Regions from separate parts of the Homo sapiens genome. Here region 2 is linked to region 1. A link is an interaction called in ENCODE POLR2A ChIA-PET data of the cell type or tissue named here. Cell type or tissue: PC-9. All regions are shown on one strand. Region 1 overlaps DMD (dystrophin). Region 2 overlaps TAB3 (TGF-beta activated kinase 1 (MAP3K7) binding protein 3).

The links. Peaks named below come from ENCODE experiments on the same cell type or tissue, not always from the same donor. Only the 100,000 strongest peaks of a DNase experiment are listed, where the experiment ranks them.
Region 2: POLR2A ChIA-PET joins it to region 1 with 5 read pairs; 2 of 35 experiments call an interaction of 5 or more read pairs at or near these places.

Annotation. Positions count from the first base shown.
Region 1 is chrX:31,206,981-31,210,980 of GRCh38, reverse strand. DMD (dystrophin) reads left to right here. Exons shown (of 79, transcript NM_004006.3): 65 at 1,282-1,483. Among named protein-coding and RNA genes, the nearest start is that of FTHL17, 140 kb to the right of the region's middle. In PC-9, no CTCF peak of the experiment used is centred here; a DNase peak (open chromatin) is centred at 1,660; H3K27ac peaks cover 897 bases.
Region 2 is chrX:30,840,819-30,844,818 of GRCh38, reverse strand. It overlaps TAB3 (TGF-beta activated kinase 1 (MAP3K7) binding protein 3), which reads left to right. Exons shown (of 11, transcript NM_152787.5): 9 at 1,770-1,853. Among named protein-coding and RNA genes, the nearest start is that of TAB3-AS1, 8.2 kb to the right of the region's middle. In PC-9, no CTCF peak of the experiment used is centred here; no DNase peak of the experiment used is centred here.

The DNA of each region.
Region 1 (4,000 bases):
TCCACCACCATGTCTGTTTCATGCTTCTGGGGAAACTCCAGGATTTTCTGTTTTCCTTTTTTTAAAAGAGAAAAATGTGTGCGCAATATAGGTGGAAAAGTATTTTTGCACAAACCTACATAGGTATTAACCACTATTTTTGTTTTTTTCTTAATATTTAATTAGAACTGGCCATGAATAACTTGTAAAATATACTAAAGCCTTAAGTTTGCATTTCTTTATTACTGGGAAAGGTGTTTACTGAGCGGGATTTACCTCTATTTATGTGAACTACATTTATAATTGAATTGCCCCTTCCCCCTAGATGCATGAGAGATTTACTTAATTAGCATTGATTCCTTGCCTCAAAGGACTGAGAATTCCAACCAGAGCTTAGGTGTATAAGGTAGTATAAAAGCAATGTTGTTGTGTTTCTAGTTTGGCTAATAAATTGGCTTTAGAGAAATGCATCTTTTCATGACACTTGGGAATAAAGCTTGTGATTTGCTGATGTTGGACAAGGTTGAAGTTTCACTTTTGTTAAATTTTTGTCCCCAGCATAAGATTAAACACCTCCTCAGATCAAGGGAATTTTCCTCCCTCAGCCTTATAAAGTTGTTAGAGGACTTAGAAAGAATATTATGAAATACAATTTGAAGGTGAAAGGAGAAATAAGCGAGCCTCAGGTCTGAAAACTGGATAGATTATGCAATTACTTTAGTTTGCCTATAGAAAATTTTAGTGGAGAGTATTTTTTTCACCTAATATTAGGGTAGCAGAGAGATGCTGAGGTGACTGATATTTCAAGGAGAAAAGCGCTTAATGATTATAAATGCATAGCTAGAAATAGAGTTTACACAACCTTAGCCATACAGATTAATCTAACAGATCTTCTCTAATGCTAATACAAGAAAGTATCATCGGATCTCTTTAAAAATTTCTGCTAAAACATTTTTTTTTTCTTATTCAGGTGACAATTGACTCTGTTTATGTAGAACAGGCTAGGTCCCCTTAACTCTCAGATATTCCCCAGTAATCCAAGGATGGGAATTATATCTTTGCCCATATCTTCACCCAATGCCAGTGAGATTTAAGAACAACTTCAGATCCTGAATACTGATCAAACTCATCAACTTAGAGTCGAGGCATAAAAATAAAACACCTTTCAAAGAGAGTGTGGTTCACGTTTGGTGTTTATTAAAGGGTATGAGAGAGTCCTAGCTAGGATTCTCAGAGGAAAAAGGACACTGAAAGGAAGGTTTTACTCTTTGAGTCATTTGTGATTTTATTTGTTTTTTGCAGTGGATCTCTTGAGCCTGTCAGCTGCATGTGATGCCTTGGACCAGCACAACCTCAAGCAAAATGACCAGCCCATGGATATCCTGCAGATTATTAATTGTTTGACCACTATTTATGACCGCCTGGAGCAAGAGCACAACAATTTGGTCAACGTCCCTCTCTGCGTGGATATGTGTCTGAACTGGCTGCTGAATGTTTATGATACGTACGTATGGCATGTTTTTATTTCCCGGGCTCTGTCACAGGAGGCTTAGCGTACAGAATGGTGAAGTGTAATTAGCATTACAACAGGGCCCTGGAAGCTGTGGACCTAATGCTCTTCCTGTGATAAATCATTTTTGCATTTATGACTTGAAAAATATTTTGATAAGCTAGGAGTTAAGAGCCAGAATGTAGATTGCTCTCAGATTAGAAAACAAACAAAACCCTGAGACACTCATTTTGCAAATAGTGGAATGAGTCGACATATAGCCTTTGGTTCTTTCCCTTTCTCGCCCATGGATTTTGGAATTCTTCCATGCACTTCAGGGGTGGCTTCCTCTCACTGGCGGCCATGGCTGTGCTCCTGGAGATACTGGCACACCTGTCTCCAGATCAGAATGGTCTTAGCTGATACTTAGGACACTTTTGCAGAAGATTATGAATTGATAGGCCAAACAAAATGAAAACAAGCCCTTAATACAGCAAACTTAGCTTCTCAAACTGAGAACATTTTTCGTTTTCTTTTGTTTTTTAATAAGATTTTATGAAGTTTCAGTTTGGCGCCTCCATTCATCACTCTCTCTTAGAGAACAATTGTTTGTTTTGGATTGCACACAAGGGAGATATCCCCAGTTCTGATTTTTTTTTTTCTTGAGCTTAATGAAGACAATTGAAGAAGGGAGCAGAAGGAATTGGTCTTAATTTTGCCTAAATTCTTCTTAGATCTCAAAATTATTACATGCCTCATTTCACCAATCAAGAACATACTCCCATTTGGAAATCTGGGAAGGTTTTCTGAAAAGAGTTGCAAAACAACTGTTTTGCCTTTTACCTTTGTTGTAGACTTCTACTACCTTTTGAACTAAAATTTATACCTTTTTTTCTTTCTTATTTTGATAAGGTATTGCTTTTTAAAATTTCAGGACCACCTGACTATTACATTCATCATAGTCATCTACCAAGTCCTTGAACATGTCGGATTTCAATTGTGAACTACGTTCACATTAGTTTTGATAAGAGTTTGTATTCAGGTTTCCCCTCAAATATATTTTGGCACTGTTTTCTTTGCAGATGACATGTGAATGCATTCTGAATGTATAACTTCCTTCTACCTGACTGAAAAGTATTTGGTGACAATTTTAACTCCTTGAAGACCTGAGTTGCTGTATAAAGTGGATTTGTTAAATTTTGATCTACCTTTTCTTAAGAGGGAGAAAGATAAGAAAATTTTCCAGTGATAGGAATTTGTTTAGTCCATTAGTGCCCAGGATTTCTTTTTGACTGAGGGATTTAATAAATTTTAGTAGCTGGAAGTTGAGCATATTGTTCACCGAAAATAACCGCCATTGGGACCTATCCTTTGTGATTTTGAAGTGCTAATAGGCGAATTATTCTGAAATATTTTCTCCTTTTTCTTTTTACCAATATCTAAGGGCCAGTAGCTTTCCGTAATAAAATAAGAAGCCAAAAAACTATTGAAAGACACTTTTTAACTTTAATTTTAGGTTTCGGGGTATTATGTGAAGGTCTGTTACATAGGTAAACTCACGTCACGGGGGTTTGTTGTACAGATTATTTCATCACTCAGGTATTAACCCATTTATGCCTAGTGTTCCATTATTGGAACACTAAGCTTGTGGGAATTATTCCTATCCTACTGCTCAAGGTCATCGCCAAGGTCTGATTTTCACAAAAAGTAATATGCAGCCTCCAGCATAAATGGGTTAAGCGCAGTACCCAACAGTTGTCTTTTCTGCTCCTCTCCCTCCTTCCACCCTCCACCCTCAAGACCCCAGTATCTGTTGTTCCCTTGTGTTCGTGAGCTCTCATCATTTAGCTTCCACTTAGAAGTGAGAACATGCAGTATTTACTTTTCTGTTTCTGCATTAGTTTGCTAAGGATAATAGTCTCCAGCTAATCCGTGTTCAAAAGACATGATCTCATTCTTTTTTATAGCTGCATGGTATTCCATAGTGTATATGTACCATATTTCTCATTGATGGGCATTCATATTGATTCCATGTCTTGAAAGACATTTTCTACAAAATGGAAAACTTTTCATTCTTATTTTTCCTTTTTTTCCCCCATGGATAAAATTAGCTTATTAATAAATTTGTTATGTGAAATGCTTTATTTCAGTTTTCTATATGCAAATATAGAAAATGCTATGCAAATAAAAGCAATCTATATTAAAACACTGATATAGCAACAGGTTATTTATAAATTTATTTTTTAGATCATATATTTGAATGTTGTTTAATAGAGTATGATATTTTTCTTACGGAGATAAACATTTATATTCTATATTATGTGTTATGTGGCCTGAAGTAATTAATTTTCTTTCAATAAGGGGCAATCTGATGAAGATCTGAGCATTTAAGAGGGCTGAGCAGTTAGTTGCTGGTAATTTTTTTGGCTTCCATGACCAAAGTAGGTAATTTGCTTTAGTAACCAAAGTAGATTGGTGAAGATTAGTAATTCTTCTGCTTACCAACTTAAACCAAGGTGGCTTTCCATAGGT
Region 2 (4,000 bases), 370 kb after region 1:
AAAGATTAGTGGCAGGTGAACCCAAAAGACACGGCATTATCTGAACAACAGACAGAAGCAAATTTGAATGTGAGAATTGAGCAATCTAGTCAGGTACCCTTAAAGTCATTTTCAGAAGCCTAGTCACTCTATAGCCCACTAACTTGAAGCAATCAAAGAATTACTATGCATGATGTAGGGGTTACATAAACTATTGCTACTATATTTTAGAAGATTGCATCAATTTCTTTTACTTGTGTGGTCTTTGGAGCAAAACAAACAGTAAAACATTTGGTTAGGATACTTATAGTAAGCCTTTTGTGATCTAGAAATTAGAACATGAGCTGTAACAAGTAATTGAAGAAATACATATGCAGCTTCTTAAAGCATAAAAAGATTCAATTAATACATCAAATAGCACTGTGGCTTTTATGAGCTATCACAGCAATTATTTTCAGAAAATTATCTTAAAACAGCATATTCAAGTGGATAAAACATTTGTGAAAGGGCCTGCAAGGGAAACCACTATTAAGGTTTTATAAGCAAAGAGCTGTGTTTTTTGTCTGCATTGGACAATGAGCTCTTTGGGATACTTAGGCATTTCTAAATCTCTTTTCATAACGAATCTAAATGTATCCATTTTATACTAAATTCTACTCTTCCACACTGCAGAAAACTTTTTATACTGAGTTTCCAATCTAAACTTTTAAGCTAGGGAAGGAATCTAAACCTTTTTCGGTGGTGACGGGGGGAGGCAGGGGAATAAGCATTTAGAATAGATGCAAATCAGTGCATGACTTGATGAAAACCAGCTTTTTTGTGATTTTTGGTAAGGAAAACTTGTTGGGAAAAAAAAAAGTAGATCTGGAAATGAAGAGATTTAATATATTTAAACTATCAGTATTAGTACCATACAGCATCTTCTATAAATAAGTATGGCTACAGTTAACTGTAATCGTTTAGAACAAGCAGAGCACAGTGATAGGTTCACAGAAGTGAAGGCAGGACCCAAAACCAACCTTGGAGGAGACACAGCAGGAGATGTGGCTGAAATACAGACACTAGACCAGGGAATGAACATTTGAAGACAGACAGGTGAAAATTTTGTGGCAAGACAAAATTCTCAGGTATTGTTCTATCTATTCTGAAATTGGCACCTTTTATCATTGATAAATCTGTAGGAAACATTTAACACTTAGTGTAAGATTCTCCTTTTCTTGAAAATAAGAATACATAAACTGCTGATGTTATTTCACATTTATTGAGGTTGCTTAGTAGTCTCAAAATATAACTTGATTAATCCTTGTAAATGTTTATATTTGGCTTTTTCTGTAGTTCAATTTATAATGAATTTTTAAGGTAAATTATGATAAATATGAAAGTAAGCTTTCATTATTTAAGTGTTCTTTCTCACAGTTTGTTCATTAAAAATCAAAACAAGCAGAAAGAGAAAACAGTTCAACCATCCTTTCATTTCTCTTCTTCATTTATCTCCCCAAATGCCCCACATGCCTAATCCTGCCTAAGGAGACTAGCCTTACAATTAGAAAAATATTCCTTTAAGTGTAATACATTGTAGACATACATCTGTGTAGTGGTTTTCTTGGGTCTTTTCTCACAGCGATGAAAACACAATTTCATTGGGAGGACAGAATTATGTAATGAATTTTGAAATCCTGGAAAACATTTTTCCCTTCTTATGTGTTTTATTTACATATTTTCTTTAAAAAAAAATCAAATAACAGGAAAAAAGAGTTCTTAAATGCCTGATGAATTTACTTTCTTTATAGGAAACTTTGATCCAAAAGCCATGAATAATTTTTATGACAACATAGAACCTGGCCCAGTTGTACCACCCAAGCCATCTAAAAAAGGTGAGTATGAAAAATGTCACAAATACGATAGAAATAAATGTCAAAATAATTTGGGATTTCACATTTATCTGAAGAAATTTCCACTAGAGGTTAAGTTGTTCAGCATAAAGTTACCATATTTTTATTATTTTTATTTTTTTGAGACAGGGTCTCATTCTGCTGCCCCAGCTAGAGTGCAGTGGTGTGATCATGGCTCATTGCAGCCTCGACCTTCTGGGCTCCAGCGATCTTTCTGCCTCAGCCTCCCAAGTAGCTGGTGTGTGGCATGGTAGGCACACACCACCATGCCCAGCTAATTTTTTTTTATTTTTTGTAGAGATGGGATCTCACCATGTTGCTCACTGGTCTCAACAAATTTACCATATTGGTGTTATAATGTGGCAATAATGAAATGTCCCCAAACTTTAGTTTTTAAAAAGTACTGAAATTAGTAACTCTTAGAATTACTGTCAGAGGTAATTTGATGGACTATATAATTTTTTACAAACAGAAGCTGAAACACTATATTACATAGTTAACATTATAAATTTACTTAGCATTGTAAAAACTATAACCCTAAAAGATAATTCTCATAAAATAATGAGGATTTTAAAGGTCTAATGTGAGAATAGAAAGTTAGATTTGCAATAGACTTAAGATTATTTTTCAGACAACAAAAGAATACTTGTGTACTCAAAAGGGGAGCATAGCAATTGGTAGCGACTAGGTATTTTCCCATCAAGAACAAAAGAAATCCTATATAACCAAGGTTTGAAGGAATCATTTTTGGATAGTTGTTACATAAAAATGATTTAAAATTAAAGATATCAAACATGTTCTTATTTTTATGTAGCAAATGTTTAATTGGCATTTCTGTATCTTAAAAAATTAATTTTAATTGAATTTACACGTGCAGTCATTTAAGCCAGACGGATGGATCACATGAGGCCAGGAGTTCGAGACTAGCCTGGCCAACATGGCAAAACCCCGTCTCTACTAAAAATACAAAAATTAGCCAGGCCTGATGGCGCGCGCCTGTAATCCCAGCTACTCAGGTGGCTAAGGCATGAGAATCACTTGAACCCAGGAGGTGGAGGTTGCAGTGAGCCGAGATCGCGCCACTGTACTCCAGCCTAGGCGACAGAGACCCTGTCATTTATTCATTCATTCATAAATAAGTAGTCATTGAATGTAGATTAACTTTCTGCCTCATTCTTAATATTTTAATCCTTTTTGCCTTAAGCAACTCAAGGTAGATTGATCATGAAGACACATAGAACAGTGGAGAATGCCTTATTTTTGAAAAAAATTACCAGAGAGTATAACATTTAACATCTCATCAGACTTAATTAAAAGAATGTATAAATTCTATCTAAATAATACTACCTGACCTAATTACTTAAATTTTGGTTGAATAGTTTTCTACGTATATTAAGCTCATTACAGAGTGTTTTTTTTTTTATTTATAAGTTGCAACATAGTATCTGTTCTTCTTTTTATTGTTTAATATTACCATCGATGTTTCATCTGATCTACATTTAAAAACAGCCTATTGATTTCTTTTTTTTTTTTGAGATGGAGACTCTCTCTGTCACCCAGGCTGGAATGCAGTGGCACTATCTCAGCTCACTGCAACCTCCACCTCCCAGGTTCAAGTGATTCTCCTGTCTCAGCCTCCCAAGTAGCTGGGATTACCCACCACCATGCCCGGCTAATTTTTGTATTTTTAGTAGAGACGGCGTTTCACCATGGTGGCGAGGCTGGTCTTGAACTCTTGACCTCAAGTGACTCAGCCTCCCAAAGTGCTGGGATTACAGGCATGAGCTACCGCACCTGGCCAAAAAATAGTCTATTGATTTCTAAAAATGGCACAAAGAATCATCTTAGTGGATGACTGCCGAGTGCCAGATTTGGCACTTTGGCAGCATCATATGCAGTTTCTTGCCGAAAGTCACTGAGGTGTATAGTTAGCATTGATCAATTTAGTCTTTTGGGTTCATAAAATCAGTCTTTAAACTCGATTTTGCCTGAATGTCTACTAAAGAAGTATCGCCAGACAAACTTTAGTTCATTGATTCAAAGAGCTGTCTTAGAGCAATTGCCCTGTCTAAGGGAGTGCATTGGAAAGTTTTTACCCTGGAAACAGGACCAAGTTGATTAGAAATGGT